Linked DNA regions of Mus musculus: regions 1 and 2 are each linked to region 3. The links are chromatin loops, found by intact Hi-C in ENCODE. Cell type or tissue: heart. All regions are shown on one strand. Links, peaks and the distances in the headings refer to the core of each region. The heading gives the core; the rest is flanking DNA. Region 1 overlaps Slc1a2 (solute carrier family 1 (glial high affinity glutamate transporter), member 2). Region 2 overlaps Apip (APAF1 interacting protein). Region 3 holds the start of Elf5 (E74-like factor 5).

Region 1 (4,000 bases), core at 1-4,000, 740 kb after region 3:
AGAGACCCTGCCTCGATATATAAGATGGAGTAGAGGAAGAGCCTCAAGCCTCTCCACATGGGCATACACAGCTGCACAGACATGTGCCGACACACAAGCAAGCACTCGTACACATACATATACGTCCCCCGGAGATAAAGCAAATAAAAATGCCCTGAGGTAGACAAAATACACTCTCGGAACTAAATTCATCTCTTCTTTCTTTTATCTTTACTACTATGGTTATGAGAAAAATCAATATTATGCATGTGACCCAACTGTATATCTATGAGAAAGAAATGATGTTTTTAATTGTCAGTTTTATATTCTGTGTACACAGTACTGGATTACATAATGACATTTCATGCAAGTCTATTTTATTGTTTGGTAGATTCCCTTCATAGCACCTCTCTCCCCCTTCTCACCCCCACCTCCTGTTACATTCCTTTATTCCCTGAGGTAGTTTTATTTCCACTTTTATGTTATGCATACAAAGATGTCTCTATATAAAATCTGGACACTACACTTGAGAACAAATACTCTATCTGTCTTTCTGAGACTGAATTCCTTTACTTAGCAAGGTTAGATCCAGTTGTATCCACAGCATCAGCCTACCATGGTCCAATATGGCCTGTCAACTGTTTATGTAAATGAAGTTCCCAGAAATCAACTTATCTGAGATTACTCATCTGGTCACCAGAAAACAGAATCAGAGTCTGTTTCAATACATACATGAACATGTGTTCAATACATACATGAACATCTGTTCAACACATACATGTTCAGGTACATACACAGACACACACATAGACACACACGGTTACTGGGTTACATACACAAATAAAACATTAGTCAGTCTCAGCAAGGCCTGAGACACCATTTCTACCTCAAGCACACTTTCCCAAAACTCTACTCACTCACCCTATCTAGATATTGGTGCAAAAAAAGTGCATGCCTCTAACTACCACCCACATAAGCACCAGCTACCCCAGAAAGAAAGGGGGACAGGTGTGGATTCCCCTAAAAGAGAATCAGATCTTCCAGAGAACTGAAGGGCGTAAATTGTTCTTCCACTTCAGGTAAAACTTCAGCATGCCTTCTCCTCAGCATGCCAGTAAATGCTGCCCTTTGGAGCACATTCTCTCCCTCTTTCACCCTCCTTGGTCAAAGTAGAAGATGTCTACACCCGTCCAGAGTCACATCAAGGATTTTCCTTGAGAGGTCTTGGTTTCTGTATTCAACCCTCAAATCTTAGGGCTTCAATCTCAGATATCTCAATTATTCAAAGTGACTTTGGAAACAGTGTATGGGAAAGGTTTTCTGGGCTGTTTTAAAAAGAGAGACTTGATAAGATAACAATATCTTATCAAGTAACAATTACTCATAACCCTGTGTGTGTGTGTGTGTGTGTGTGTGTGTGTGTGTACCTATACATGTACACATTAAACACAGTTCTCAAAGGGTGAATAGGATTATTTTTGCTTACATCTACTTTAATTTTTTTCTATTGTGAAAAGTCATTTGCTTGTATAATTTTTCTGTTCCTGGTTGGAAAGAGCTCTGTGAAGAGAGTCTGGGGGTAGGGGGAGGTGTTGAGTCCATTGCCAGGCTCCCACTGACTTCTATAGGAAGACACATGACATGACTTCAGGCTAGTATAAAAGTAAAACTGTGATGGGTTGAGGGTCAGTTGCAGAGGTTAGCTAGCCAGCTCTGAGCAAAAGAGAGTCTGCAGCGCCCCCCGGTGTCAGGGCAGTGGAAGTCCCAGGCACAGGCAGAAGAAGCAGGATTCTGCGCATCTCAGGAGAGCAGGCCCTGTGGGCAGCCCCGTGGAACAAACTAGGTTCCCAGTGCCAAGGAGCAGTTAAAGCCTTCTTGAGTTTGTTGTTCATATTTCTTCTTGCCAGATACGACATCTGAAAAGCCCATGTCCTGTCCTTTGGCGGCTCACAGAAAGGGCCCAATGTTCTCACACTCACTTTTTCCCCAAGAGAGCAGAGGGTCTTGGGAAAGCCTACTGAGGGGCTCCCCTGGTCCCTTCAGTGTCGGGACAGCCTTGGCGTCTGCAGAACCTCCTTCTCGAGAAGATTCAGAATCAGTGAGGTGCACACATATTTGCTTGGAGGGAGAGGGTAATAAATATATCATTGACAAGGGTTGAAAGCTGTTTACTTCTGGAGGGCTCAATTGTGCGTGTTTTGGGACAATAGAAGCATCATTGGGTTTAAGCAGTAATAAGCGATAAGTTAAATCAGCCACCTTTTCTAAGCACTTTTGTGTTCCAGCACAGGTCAAAATGACAGGTAGCTAGTATTTCATGCCCCAAGGCAGCCGCCATTACTCCTAATGTATAGTAACCTTATATGAGGAGCCTGCATTTCCATAAGGCCAAATCATGTGTCCAGGAAGTACCTTGCCCTGTATTCGAACATCTTGAGGTTTGTCATTGGCGGCAGCTGTCTTACACTAAGGCTTAGGTCAGAGTAACATGTCATGGAGCAGAAAACCCAGGCTGCATTCTCTGGGCACACAGGCTGTGACGCTGTGTGGCTGCCAGATGGTGAGTAGCCGACTGTCATCCAGAAGCCCCATCTCTAACACCTAGCAGAGGGCCAGCCGATCTGCAAGCATCTGTGAAGTGAATAGCGGGTGCCACATTTTATTGCCACCTGAGTGATGCATGTTACACTCCAGGAGGGTTCTCTGTGTTTACAGCCCCCACATGCAAGGCATCCGCAGTTTCTGATCTCCCTCCAATGCTAATTAATAATTGGGGTCCTTCCCTGATCACTTTAAAGGCAGATGGCTGAAGATGTGGTCCCCAGCGTGCACAGCCCATCTAAAGGACTCTGATAGCCCAGCTCCTCAGTCCTTTCTACAGATTCACTGTTCCAGACAGGGAAGGGAAGCCAACTCCCAAACCTGAGTTCATAATTAAGCCTTGAATCAGACTGGACTTTGGCAATGAGCAGAGGACATCCAGACAACAAGTGAAAGGACATTTTACACACAAAAAGAACAGTCACCCACCACTTCCCCTTCCAACCTGAATACATGCTCCTAGATTTTTTTATCTTCCCTAGAAAAATAACCAAATTTAGGAATAAACCAAAAAGGGAAATGGAGATGCCCTTTGAAGTAGAGTGAGATTGATGCCCAGTTTGCCCTCAGTGAAGTAACACTGGCATCTGACCATTCAGTCAATATGCCTGATAAATGCACATCACAGCTTACACAAGACTATTGTGAATGTGCTGAGACCTTTTACAGTGGCCTACACTTGGGGGAACTCATCCGAAATAAGGCCTATTCTAAAATCGTGTTGAATGTCTTATATAACTTATTGTCTACTGTACTAAAAGGGAATAGCAAAATCAGCATGAGTGTACTCTTACCATCATGAAGACAATACTCGCAAGTCAAGACATCTTAAGTCGGAGACCATCTGGTTACTTGAAATGGACCAAGCACCCTCCCATTCACTTGACCGTGAACCTTCTGTGAGTGTTCCCTCCCTTGGCTTCATTCTAACTCTCTTTCCAATACTTCTTCTTGACCCACTGAAAAAGAGTCACTTCCATTCCAAGATCAACCTTTTCTTTTTTCCTCAAAAGGCAGACTATTTTACTTCCCCCTGCTCAGGTAGCCCCATTGTCCTGGCTTTCTTAGGACATTTGCAGCACACATTTTATAGATACCCTGTCCCTGATGTAATGTCAGCTGACATAGAGTGACCAAAGTCACATTCAGGTCTCCGAAGCCTCTGTGTGCTGTGCAGGCATCACAGGAACAGGCTGCTTGCTTTCAGCATCCACACCCTCGTTCCTATGGATGGTGAATATGCAGAGAGGAATGCTTGAACTTGAACATGCAGATGTGCAGAGGTACCTTAAAAATACACCAAATACCTGAAAGTTCAAATAGCTAACTGAATTCTCCTGGTTGAAAACAACAACAATAAAACCTAACTTCAGCTCGAAGACTGTGAACTTTGTCCTATTTAAAATGCCTGTGTGATCTA
Region 2 (6,600 bases), core at 1,314-5,313, 340 kb after region 3:
GAAATCAAATCAAATGAATTTCCCAGCACACTGGTTTAAACAAGTCCAACCTGTTCCCTGCAGTCACAGTAAGACACATCACCATATGCTACTTTAGTAACAGGGAGGACTCTCCTCTGAGGGGAGGAAGCCAGGGTCTGGAGGAAATGAAGAAGGGTGAAGGCTCTGTAGATCGCTACCAACCAAAGCATGGCTCAACTTGTACCTGATTCTGGGAACCTGCTTCTCCAAACCACTCAAGACTAAATTTATATATAATGACTACATTTTGTAGACTGGTGAATTTATTTAAACTTACAAAGTCATTGTTTTACAATTTTATGTCAGTTACATCACAAATTTTGAAATATAGTTAAATATTTAATTAAAATGAACAGAAAGCTTTCTTTTTCTCTCTCTCTCCCTCTCTCTCTCTCTCTCCCTCTCTCGCTCTCTCTCTCTTTCTAATAACCAGGAGCATATTTTAGAAATACATTAAGCCAATATGACTCTACTGGTGGTCCCAGTTCAAGTTTCCTGAAGACCAAGTTGGGGTGAGGAGATCTTACTTTCTCAGTGCAGAAAACAGGGGCTGCCCCACCCATTTTGACGGACGCTCCAGAGCAGGCTTTTGTTCAATAGAGCAAACGCTCCATTATTTGTGCTGTTAATAAGTCTCATGGCTGGGGAAGGGAGGAGGAGCCTGTCCCCGAGAACATATGTGGTTGTCTAACGCTCAGTGAGTGTCACTGACCGCAGAGCCCACTGCATCTCATTAGAAGGACAAAAGGACCATGGTCTGACTTATCAAAGAGAAGGAAAAATGCATGCCAAATCACTTAATAAAAAAGTATACCTGTAATAGCCTCCTGAGGTACATTTCCTTATTCCTTTGATCATCTCTTGATGTGTAATTTTAAACTCCTGTCCTGGAAACAGAAGGGTAGCCATCACAGCAGCTTTAGAGTGGGTATGAATCACTGCGCCAGCTCCTGCAGGATGAAGGGTAGATGCTCAGTGGGGAGAACTTACGTCTTTAAGAGAAAATCAACATACATCGCCAGGCGACTCTCTGAATGTTCCTGTGCTTGGTTATGGACTTAACTTTTTCCGCCATAGGAAGTGGTGGTGGGTAAGGCAGTGTCCCAGTTAGTTTCTGCTGCTAAAACATGGTGACCAAAGCCAACAAAAGAGAGCAAAGGCCTTACTTAGCTTTTATGTCCCGGGCCACTGAGGGAAGTCAGGGCAGGAACTCAAGGCAGGAACCTGGAGGTTAGAACTGAAGCAAAGGCCATAGAAGGACGCTGCTGACTGCCTGGCTCTCAAGGCTTGCTTAGCCTGCTTCCTTGTGCAATCCAGGACCACCTGCCCAGAAGAGGCACCACCCACAGTGAGCTGGGCCCTCCCACATCAGTTACTGATCAAGAAGATGTCCCCACAGACCTGCCTACAGGCCAGTCTGATGGTGGCAATTCCTCAACTGAAGTTCCACTTCCCAGATGATTCTAGCTTGTGTCAAGCTGACAAGAACTAACTATCAGGGAAGAGAATAACACTGGACCTTCTGCTCAGTTGATGGGAGAGTGAGATGGGTTGAAATCTTTCAAGTTCTTATACATATTAGATACTCGAGAGCTGTTAACTGAAGTCATAATTACTTTGATTTAGGGAGGCCGACTCTGCAAATGTTCTTTATACCAACTCCTTTCTGCATACCTCTCATGGTATAAGCATTCATGAAAAGAGGAGTGCACTGGCTTTTTTTCAGCTTCTTAGATGCTGGAGGCCCGCTTATGTCCTGCTCATTAATGTCACACACAAACATGTCTTCTGGCTATTTAGAGAGAGAGAAAGAGAAAAGGCTTTCTTAAAAAAAAAAACACACACTTAAAATGTGTCTACTATGTATTTGTATATCATATGCCTTTGCTTAATATTCAAAATAAATGTTTATGTTTGTTTCCCACGTTAGCACAGTTTTATGCTGTGGCCAGAGTGACGGTTCAGTGGGTAAGAGCACTGACAGCCCTTTCAGAGGACCTGGATCTGGTGCTAAGCCCCCGTACTTTTAACTCCAGTCCCAGCAGACCTGATGCCCCCTTCTGGCCTACATGGGAACTGCACACACACAGGGTGCACAGATACACATGCAGGGAAAACGCTGATACACACAAACCAATATAATTAAAAAATAGAGTTTTATGTCATCAAAAACTTTTGAAATTTGAGGGATAAAATCCAATGTAGAAACCATTGGATAATTAATGATGTTGCAGCTATTTCATGGACTTAGGCCTGCTGTTTCACAACTATTTTTCCGAAAATGCATATAAAAAAATCAACATCACAGATGGGTGTCAGAATTTTCTTATCTCCTGAGAAATTCAGTAATGACATTATTCTTCAAGTATTCAGGAATGTGTCAATCCAATGTTTTTTAGTGATGTCCGCATATTGCTGATTTGCAACTTCCAAATGTCAGGGCTCATCACAGACTACAATATAAACTTTCGTTAAGAGAGAAACTCTTCCTTTTTTCTTGTCTTAAATCAATGTTTTATGTATTTGGCTTGATTTGGAGGGTATTATTCTAGTATCAACATAGAATGCCACTTCTTAAAAATGAAACAATCCCATTTAAGTTGGAATAGCTTTGCCACTGAAAATCTGAACCAGTTGGTGTGACCCGAGCCATCAGCAGGCCCAGGTCACGGGTCTGATACAGGAGGATGACACCACATTTCTAACTGCAGCCTGCTACAGTTTTCTGGATGAGATTTTAAATACTTATTTTTGTGTGTTTGCCTGCATGCATATATGTGTATCCTGTGCATTCCTGGTCCCTTGAGAGGTCAGAAGAGTGGCTTTAGATCCCCTGAAAGGAGAGTTATAGGTAGTTGTGAGCCACTGTACAGGTGTTGAGAGGCAAACCCAGGTCTTCTGCAAGAGCAGAGGTTAAGAGCAAGTGCTCTCAAGCTGTAAGGCACTTCTCCAGCCCTGAAGGAGATTTTAAAATACACACTCATTATGCGGAGCATACTGGCCACTTTACAAAAAAATTGTAATTACTTAACAAATATTTAATAGTTACTTAGCAAATGTTTGTTGATTGGTTATTTAAATGATCACAATAGAACCACCCTTCAAAACTAACACAACCTTTTAGAAGCAATTCCGCTTCATGGAACAGCAGTCAAGGAGAGGGAGAGCTTCCGAGAGACCCTTTAGCATACCTGAATGCGTTCCTTTTGCACGCCTGAGGGAGCAATGTAGATTTCATTGCTGGTGACAAAAATATAGAAATTGGTTTTGTTTAGCGAAATTTCTGGTTTTGCACAAATAAAGTGTAGCCTTGCAGTCTAACTTTTAATGTTCTTTATACACCAAGCCACAAATGGCTGCTTGTTGAGGAATGGAGCTGGGGTGCACAGAAAGAGTTCTAAGATACTATGAGACACTAGTAGCCAAAGAAAACTTGTGTTATTTGCTTTTGTCTTTCCTGCGTTCACATATATGTGTTTCTTTTCACACACACACACACACACACACCAAGAATGAGGCGACTAGAGGAAAGATAAATGTGAATATGTAGTATTGAGCACTTTTTGGCATGGATGAACAGAATGTCAGTGTCCCATGCAAAATATAGTAACTCTAAAATTCAATCAGGCAAAGTATGTCTGATTAAGAACATTTCTGCATTGCAAAGAATGAGGTTTAAATTTATTGTTTGAAGTCATGAAGTGCAGAGCCCTCTGCTGGACAGTTTGCTAAATTACAGCATTAACAGTAGGTAACTGTAGAAGAGTTTCCTCTATGACAAGCATGTACATATTGGAAATTATTTGACAGTGAAGCAGTCACAAAAAGTGAAAAATGCAGAGAGGGTATTGAATGTAGTCGAATATGCCAATAATCATAGCACTTAGGAGGCTGAGCCAGGAAGATCATGAGTTCAAGAGTAGCTTGGGATATGCAGTGAGCAAATCTCTGAAATAAACAAAAAGGACAAGAACACACAGACACACAGACATACAGACACAGACACAGACACACACACACACACACACACACACACACACACACACACCAACAACCCATACTGAGAGAGAGAGAGAGAGAGAGAGAGAGAGAGAGATTGAGAGGTGGGGAGAAATATCTTTTGTTATGGGTGTTAGATCTATACCCTGTACCAGTTTCCACAAAGTCCTCTATGGTGCTGTCAAATATGACTTGCAGCATCATTTCCAAACCTCCCATATTCTCTCCGATTACAGAATGGTCCCCTGGCTCACTTATTAGTTTCAGTTGTCAGAGCATGTAAATGAGCTGCCACAAAGATGAAAATCAAGAAGCCTCAATCAACACCCGGGTCTCTAGCTTCTGCCATGGAGACAGAGGTGCACAACGTGCAGGAACCACAGCTCCTAGTGAAGATGGTCTGTACAAAGCTGCTCAAGTGGCTGCTACACAGTACAGACTTGGGGCTGACGGGCACGTGGGTGAGATGAGTAAGTTACACTCTAGACGATAAAGGCCTGAGAGGCGAGCAGAACCCGGGGAGCTTATGCATGCATTAGATTCCTGAAGCAGCTGAGGCACTCAGTCTCTGCTGCCCGAGGCAACAGTGTGGCAGCCCTCCCTCCTGAGCCTCTGGCAAGGGCAGGGACCACACTGCACAGCCCCAGTCATTGGCTCGCCAGCCTTGTGGACACGGAGAAATTCTAGCTGTGCTAAGTCTGATTGTATTGTTGCCTTTGTAAATGGGAATTAATTTAGACTTTGATCAACTCTGACTAATTCTTAGACAAACTAAGTAAATTTTGGACATGTCAATACTAACACAAAAAGAAAAACATTTAAAAACCAACAGCTTTTTCTTTAGGAGATAATGTATTGCTTGGTTTTATGAGCCACAAATAAAACAAGATTTGAGGCTCCCAAGAGTAAGTGTCGGAGTTACTTCTCCATACTCCCTGCTCTCATTCTAAACAAGAGGAGAAAAAAAAAAAACCCAAACCAAACAAACAAACAAAAGCAAGAGCTCATACTACATCTGTGTCCAGGTGTCTATTCTAATTTACCCTCTGCTCATTAAAGATCACTGAAATATTATATCTAGGTAGCTCATCTATAATATGTGTTAATCAAATGCAACAGGCTTAGTGAGGCTGGCACATATTGATGAAAACAGGACATGCTAAATCTAAATGCTACAGACCAAGCTGAAAGGCCACGGCTGCTGAGGGCCATAGACTGACTTTGAGGGTTCCTGTGCCTGTGCTCAGTGCGATCTCTATGTGGATCTCTGTGTGCTCTCTCTCTCTCTCTCTCTCACACACACACACACATCCATCCATACACTAGTTATGTGAGCTGGAGTGGTAGCAGCCAAACCTTGAAAGCTGTCAGTATTTCTACTTTACGTATGGTTCTAGTGCATTACCTACTGTATGTACATGTCTTTTCAACTTTATTTGCACCAAGAGTCAGACACAGACAAAACCATCACCGCAAACACGAAGCTGAGTAATATGGTCGAATAAAGTCATTTAAATATTAGGGATAACATTCAGCACCTTACTAAAAATAGCCATTTTAGTCTGTAAGGCACAAACTTGAAGCCAAACGAAGCCTTAAAATTCTGGCTCTTCCCATTTGTGGCCCCTAGAGGGAGCTCCTTGCCTATTAAAAATAACGAAAAACTACAGATGATGCAACTTTCCTATAAATTGATTGTGGTGCTATAAAAGTGATTACATATTAAGAGATGTGCCAATAAATGGTTTATGTTGGCCGCACACAATCAGGCTGTGGAACAGTAAAGTTCTTCTAGAAGAAGTCCTGTATAGTTTCTTGCTTTAAAAACTTCTCTTGAGGGGCTGGTGAGATGGCTCAGTGGGTAAGAGCACCCGACTGCTCTTCCGAAGGTCAGGAGTTCAAATCTCAGCAACCACATGGTGGCTCACAACCATCTGTAACAAGATCTGACGCCCTCTTCTGGAGTGTCTGAAGACAGCTACAGTGTACTTACATATAATAAATAAATAAATCTTAAAAAAAAAACTTCTCTTGAGTTTGCATTCTATTCTTTTTAACTTTGCTGTATATATTTTTAAAAAGCCAGAAACAAGTATTTTAGCTCAGTTTGGTAGGAGCTCTGTTATATACAAAGCCATTTTCTGCACCAGTAGAGAGAGAGAGAGCATAAAAAGCAGCCTTTAGAAATAAATCATACATCAGGGAAATTAAATTACAGACAGGCACTTGACTTCTTAGATAGGAATGAATTATTCATAGTTTCAGGTATATTGTGCATAAGGAAACCTGAGAGCTTAGGCACAGGGCAACATGGCCGTGCAGGCGATCAGGGAAGACGCTTTATCTGTACTGAGAGAATTCTTATATCCACAGCTGTCTAAGCTGTTGACTAAGTCACATTTTGCTATTTCCCACTGTTGAATTAATATTTCATGAAGGACACTGTAATTTGGAGCAGATGAAATTCCAAAGTCATTATTTTGTGGGAAGGAGTAAAATTCCTTTTGTTTAAGATGTTCTGATTTTATTTTACAACCTATTTCCTATTATAAAATGCAGATTCCTTGACGGATACATACA
Region 3 (6,600 bases), core at 1,182-5,181:
TGTACATGGCGCTTATTCTAAACTCGACTTCTGAAAAGTCTTTTAAGTGTGAAGAGAGGATGGGAAAGAGTCTCATACTTTTTGGGCTGGACACTAAGAACACCACTGATATGACCTTCAATGACTCTATATGACTGCATATGGAGAAAGGAGAGGTGGGCCCCAAATGGAAGAGAACAGAACGCAGTCTCCAGGTCTTTAAAGTCTATGGGGGCACCCTCCAAAGATTAACCCTAACCTTGACTTTGCCCTTCCTCATCCATGACTAACAATAGAAGACCTTTCATATTTAACAAGAAACTTATTTGGTAAAATTGAACTGGATCTTATCAGTAGGGAGTTCTCCTCCTTTAAGGATTCCACACCCCCACCCCCACCCCCACCCCCACCCCAGCACACCTTCTTGATCTTTAATCTCTTCAGCGCTACACACAATGATGGATTTGGTTCCCTCCGATAATTCCTTTTATGGCAAATTATACCCATTAGGTTTGCATAGAGGGCTCTCTCTGGGATTTACCATGCTGTTTTCCTTCCATAATTATTTCTTGCTTCTTCGTGGTGGGGGTTGGGGGGGGGAGGCGTGGGGAGGTCTTTTATGAAAGCAGTGAACATTTCTTTCTTTTTTTGTTTTGCTATTGTCATAAGAGGAGGCGTTATTAAGTCTAAGCTCACCACAAAAGGCCAGGCTACTTAGCCAGCATGCACTAGGTGTGCAAGCTCAGGAATAAAGCTGCTTTGTGTTTAGCAACACCTTCTCTCTAGGCCTTGGAAGGTGCTTGCAATAAGTGGGCACTTTTGGCTGGTTTTCTAATGTAGATGGATAATCAGTGTGGTGCCCTCTTCTCAGTGAAGGCTCTGGACCAGCAACATCCAAAGACCAGGTCTGGGTTTGCACAGCTGTTCTCAATGGCAGAAGGCTCTGGTTTGTGTGTGTGTGTGTGTGTGTGTGTGTGTGTGTGTGTGTGTGTGTATGTTGATAATGAAAACAAGGCAGAAAAGAACCAGGTTAGGTAGGCCTAGCAGTGCACAGAACCAAAAGAGGGATATTAGAAGGTTCCTGGGCCGGCTAGTCTAGCTATCCTCTGGCTTGTCATTATGGAAAGAGCCCTGAACATGGAGAGATGATCCTGCCTCTTTCATCTCTCTAAACCTCACTTCTTCACCCATGACAGGAAAACACTAGGAGACGCATTCAAGGTCAGCCCTGGCTCTGTGATTTTTCTGCAGCCTCTCATTAGATCAGCCAAACGCTTCCAAACCTGTACTCATGTACACACGTGTAGCCACATTGATAACATTTGCACTTTGGTCAGGTAAAGTCACCAAATACTCAAAATATAACCAGTACGACCTCTGATTAAACCTGTAGCCCCAGAAAGTCCTGTGCTCCCCTCCTCCTCCTTCCCTCTCCTGCTCAGCTGGACAACTGAGCTGGGATCCTTATACTCCCATGCCCTGGCTTTCAATAGACCAACAACAGATGGAAGCAGTTTCCCCCAGATTAATTATCACCCTGGCCACCTCATAGGGAAGGCATGATCGGTACGAAAAAGATTGGTCTGATCACCCTAAGGTGGTGGAATCAAATGAGCTCTTTTTTTACTGGTGAGAAGGTCGATTATAGGTACCTTTGGAGTGAGTCAGGGCAGGCCTGGAACTGAGAGCCTCCAGCAACTTTCTATCTCCTTTCTGAGCAAGCTCACATACCACGCAGACAATAGGGCCCACCCAGCCAAAGAGCCAGGGCTATAGGCTTTTGTCCCACTTACAAACCAATGGCAGAAATAATGGTGACGGTGCAAACTACCCAGCCTTGCCCAATTTGTCAGAGGAGGAAAATTCTTCCTTTGACCCGAGCCGAGATCCTCAAGGTCATTTTGGGGATGTGACCAAATATCTACCCAACTAAGCATCTATACCTGGGCTATTTCCCCTGTTTCCTTTCCATTTCTTTCCTCCCCTTCACCTTTTCTCATGTATGGACCTACAGTGCAGATCAGGCTAGCCTCAAACTTGAGGCAAGCTTCCTGTTTCTATCTTCGGAATGTCTGTTCACAGGCATTGGCTATTTCTCTGTCAAAACGTCTTTGAGCTAAGCCAAACCAGTGCAAAATGAGGAAAGTGAGACAGTGAAAATCCTCCCACAGTTTTATCATCTTGGCAGTGCCGTTGAGGAGAGAAACACTTTTTCTTTCCTAACGCTCCACGACACCTGAATGCCCACTGCGGCAGAGCCTCACGGATAGGAAGTGTTACTTTCCCACCCTTCGGGGCTCTTTAAGAAGGGTGGCTGCAGAGGGCTCAGTGGGGGTTTCAACACTTGCAGCAGTGGAGGGCTTGTGGGTTGGGTTCTTGAGTATTTGTTCTGAAAGCAACCACTGCATTGTGGGAGCCAACTCGCCAGTGCCTTATTGAGCAATACTTCATTTTTCTTCAGCTCATTTAGGACTTCATTTGTTTGGTTTTTTTTTTAAGCTATATTTTTCTAAAACATCATAGAAGGAAGCTGTGGGCTTCGATCGGAAGATCACAAGTTTTAGGTTAAAGACGCAGAGAATGAGTGTTGTTTGCGGTAGTCACAAAGCAAGCGACGGAGGGCACAATTCCTGCCTAGCCTGCTGCAACCTCTGACTTTCTTGCAGGCGTGCTAAAAGTTTTGATTTTTTTCCCCATCCTGGTCTGCTAATCTGTAAGTACTCATGACCATCTCTGATAACCTACTTCCGAATCCTTAAAATGGACATCTCAACACACAGTCCGCTGAGCGTCCTGAGGATTTAATAAAATCAGTGAACATTGATTGAGTAGCTAAAAAGTTTCACTCTGAAGACTTTTGAGAAGAGGAGGCAACCAAACTGTAAAAGCTGCTGTCCCCAATACACTGAATCATAGAAAGACCCTTGCCGAGAGAATGAAGGCAGGAGAATGAAGCTTTCCGTGTGGATGAGCACGTGTAACAGCCTGGGTCTGAGTCTTTGGACTACCACACAAAACCATCTCTATAAATTACCGGGCCTTCTTGTGCCTCAGTTGCCCCATCTGTAAAATGGAGACTAAGTGCATAATGATCTAGGACCCCTATTCTGTCTTAAATTCTCCTACCTTAACGCAGATGCGGGAGAGCATGTGTTTCCAGTTGCTGCCAGTAGGGGGCAAATGCGCACAAACCCCTGAACGCATACAGACTGATAAGGTTTGAGAATACAGTGGAAAAAAACCCTAGCCACTTCTCTTCTGGAAGCACTCTGTCCTAAGGGGCTGTGGGAGGGCCAAATGAGATTCCTTTAAACTATTTTGTACAAACTCCTTAAAAAAACAAAAACAAAAACAAAAAAAGCCTTAAACAGTAAGAATACCATTCTCTGTATCAAGAGGGGCAGCTTGGTGAGCAGGCCCTCCAAAGAACTGAGGGGTGAGGCCAGGGTTGGGGGAGGTGGTGGGTTTTTCTTGAGCTGGCTATCCGTGCAGAATCCGGCTTCCTCCTAAAGGCAGCTAAAGGATGGGCAGAGATTTAAGCGCCTGTACACATTCTCTCAGCTGCCTTTGGTTTAGTGGAACCAGAGGAAGTGGGGGCCGGTGAAGAGGGTGGGTGGCCACCTTCCCGGAGGAGACAAAAAAAAATCTCTCCGGCAAGCCGTCAAACCTGAGTCAAACACCCCCGGAGGAGGCACTCTGGCTTCCTCACGGAGGGGCTGCCGTGGGAGCTGGAAACAGAGACTCAGTCCCAGGCCCCAGCTAAGTCTCTGAGCCCCGACACCCCCTTTCAATTCATTCAAAAGAGCAAAGAAAAGCTGCTTACGTGAAGACAAGTGGTGGCTAGGTCCAGACAGAAGGCTTTCAAGGCAAGAGAAGGCAAGCGCGCTCCCAGCACCAGCGGACTGTAGAAATAAAGGCACCTGTAGCCGTGTGATATAAGTGACACCTACAGACAGGTCCGTTTGGTTTTTCAGGTTTATGCACAGCCCCTTTGATGACGGTGACATACGGTGTGACACGGCTCCTCGGGGGTGGGGGGTGGTTTTCACATGCAGAAAGTTTACCTTTCTCCTGCTTTTGTGCCCAGCTCCCACCACCCACCGAGGGGACCCAGGAAATGAGCAGAGAATTCTTGCCCCCGGGGGGATAAGTGGAGTGCTGGCTGGAGCAGTCTCCGTTGAGCAAGCTGGAGGGAAGGAAATTCAGGCCTGGTGTCTGTTCATTGCAGCCTTTGCCTGGGCTGGCCAAGTCCCGAACCTCTGTATGTAGTGTTATCCCCTATTCTGTGCGTGTTAGGAAAGAAGAGCAGTGCCAAGAAGTGGTAAAGAATAAAGGTGCTTCAGGGATCAAATTCTGAGCCGGTCATTTTCTGGCTGCATTACTGTGAATAAGTTAATGAGCATATCCGGGATCCATCAGATTAATGCAATAATGGAATCTGTCCTTGGGTTGCTGGGAAGGCCATACTTGGTAATGTCAGCCAATCACCTGGAAGCCTGTCCTTGGGCGCTACATATTTCCTTCTATTGATCCTGGTGGGGACCTTCCGATCAGGGGGCAGGGAGAGAGTCAGGGAGCAGTGCTTTCACTGGCCTTTCCACTCTAAGCACCCAAAGGGCGCCATGTTTGAATACAGGAGCCATGTGACAGCTTTCCCCCTTTCCCAGTGTCCTCTGTTTTAGAAATGGCGATATGAAGGGATCGTGGAGCTGCAGTGTCAAACATCCAGAACAACACGGGGGCGGGGGGTCCTGATTGGCTTGCAAGCTGTCAGCTGTCTCACTGAGAACTACCCAGTTTTTAGGACATCTCTCAAATCTAAATGACGGCCTAGGCAGTCATCTGGGAGGAGTGTTCATAACCCCCTTTCGTGGGTTCCGTTCCTCTCTCAATCTCAGGCAGCCAAGACACCAAGGTGCTCAAACTGCAGACTCTGTGATCTTGAAGTGGAAAGCAGAGATTGACTGGTTGGTTAGGTTTTCTTGGGAACACTGGGCATAGGCACAAACACTCAAATCCAAACACCCGAACGGCGTGAAGAAACAAAAGGCAGTTCATGTGAGGAGTCATGTGTCATCATGGAAAAATAGTCGGGGCAAGATAAGTGGCCTGTTGAGGCTCTGGCTTGGCTCTGGGACCTTAGGTGGGAGAGCCAGCTTTTCTGGGTCAGAATTCTCCCAACAGTAATAGGAGAAAACGGGATTAAGTTATTTATTTATTTATTTAATCATTTTGTTGGATTTAACAGTGCCTTTAATCCCAACACTCAGGCGGCAGATATCTGTGGGTTTGAGGCCAGGTTGATTTACACAGTGAGTTTTAGGCTACCCAGGGTGATCCACACAATGAGACCCTGTATCACTAGGCATTTTTAAAACATGTTTTTTTTTTTTTTTTTTTTTTTAATGCATACTGGTATTCTGCCTACTTGTATCCTGTATGTGAGAGGGTCAGATCCTCTGGAACTGGAGTTACAGACGGTTGTGAGCTGCCACGTGGGTGCTGGGAATTGAACCTGGGTCCTCTGCAAGAGCAGCAAACTTTGAGCCATCTCTCCAGCCTCTCCTCTTTGCTTTTGGCACAGTCTATTGCTGAGCCTGATTTAGCTACACTAGCTGGGTTACAAGCTTCCAGGCTCCTCCTGACTCTGCCTCTCTAGTCCTGGGATTGCAGGCCTGCCCTGCTACACCTGGCTTTTTCTTTAATTTGGGTTCTAGAGATTGACTGAACTCAAGGCTTGGGGAGGGAAGTGCTTTATCCACAGCACCATCTCTCCAGCCCTTAGGCGGGAGTTTAAAAAGTGTCCTGTTTGAAGGTCGAGAGTTTAGAAGAGGGATTCAAGAAGAGCCCCAAAGCTTTTCTCTAAATCTTCTTGGTAAAATTTCGTCTGAACAAAAGTATCTGCACAGGACCAGAATCTGGAAATAACCGAATTCAGATGTCCTCACAGAAGTTTTAACATCTGTGACTTGTCCTGTTGAAGCCTGTTTTTTGGGGGACTCCTCTGTCCTGCACATGATTTTCTCTGCTGCTGAGCTTTGTCCCACCTCGTTACCAGTTTCTGAACCACACGCACGTGCGCACACGTGCGCGCGAGCACACACACACACACACACACACACACACACACACACACACACTGTCTTCCCAAGGAAAAGTGTCCAAGAAAAACGGGCTATTCTGCTACTGTCTTTAGAAAACAATATGTTTTTAGAAAACCAAAGCAGTTTTGGAGAATTTGCATTTTTTTCTATGACCCGAGTTTGGATGCTAGTGGTCCTGTTTTGCTTTGTGGTCCTGAGTACATAATGTAGCATCTCTGGGTGACTGCCTGGGGAATTAGAGGCTTCTGGACCAGTCGTTAAAAGGGATGATTAATATAAAACAAAAACAAAAGAGAACTTGCACTCTAAGCGTAAGCATCACATTTGATCTTAATTTGATTAGAATGGATGTTTGGATGATCTCAAACACTAAGCTATGGGAAAGCTTCACTATGCCTGTGGGTGAAGATGAGCTGTGGAAGTGGGAAGGGCAGGAACCAGGGGTGGTGGGGGAAGAACTGAGCTCATTTAGATTTCTCACTATTTTCCTTCCAGGTTCTCAGAGCGGCATTCCTGA

Evidence for each region. Peaks named below come from ENCODE experiments on the same cell type or tissue, not always from the same donor. Only the 100,000 strongest peaks of a DNase experiment are listed, where the experiment ranks them.
Region 1: it touches region 3 in a loop (13-fold over the local background); 3 of 42 quality-filtered maps call a loop at or near these places.
Region 2: it touches region 3 in a loop (12-fold over the local background); 20 of 42 quality-filtered maps call a loop at or near these places.

What each region holds. Positions count from the first base shown.
Region 1 is chr2:102,680,091-102,684,090 of GRCm38, reverse strand. The region is part of intron 1 of Slc1a2 (solute carrier family 1 (glial high affinity glutamate transporter), member 2); the gene reads right to left. It overlaps LOC115489466 (a long non-coding RNA gene), which reads right to left. Exons shown (of 2, transcript XR_003953884.1): 2 at 1,485-4,000. Among named protein-coding and RNA genes, the nearest start is that of Slc1a2, 23 kb to the right of the region's middle. In heart, for the core only: a CTCF peak has its summit at 1,729 (motif pointing left); no DNase peak of the experiment used is centred there.
Region 2 is chr2:103,083,774-103,090,373 of GRCm38, reverse strand. It overlaps Apip (APAF1 interacting protein), which reads right to left. Exons shown (of 7, transcript NM_019735.4): 3 at 3,213-3,261; 4 at 1,696-1,813; 5 at 836-971. Among named protein-coding and RNA genes, the nearest start is that of Apip, 13 kb to the right of the region's middle. In heart, for the core only: CTCF peaks have their summits at 2,088 (motif pointing left) and 3,742 (motif pointing left); no DNase peak of the experiment used is centred there.
Region 3 is chr2:103,421,391-103,427,990 of GRCm38, reverse strand. Elf5 (E74-like factor 5) reads right to left here and starts at 3,923. Exons shown (of 7, transcript NM_010125.3): 1 at 3,803-3,923. In heart, for the core only: a CTCF peak has its summit at 3,142 (motif pointing right); no DNase peak of the experiment used is centred there; H3K4me3 peaks cover 452 bases; H3K27ac peaks cover 756 bases.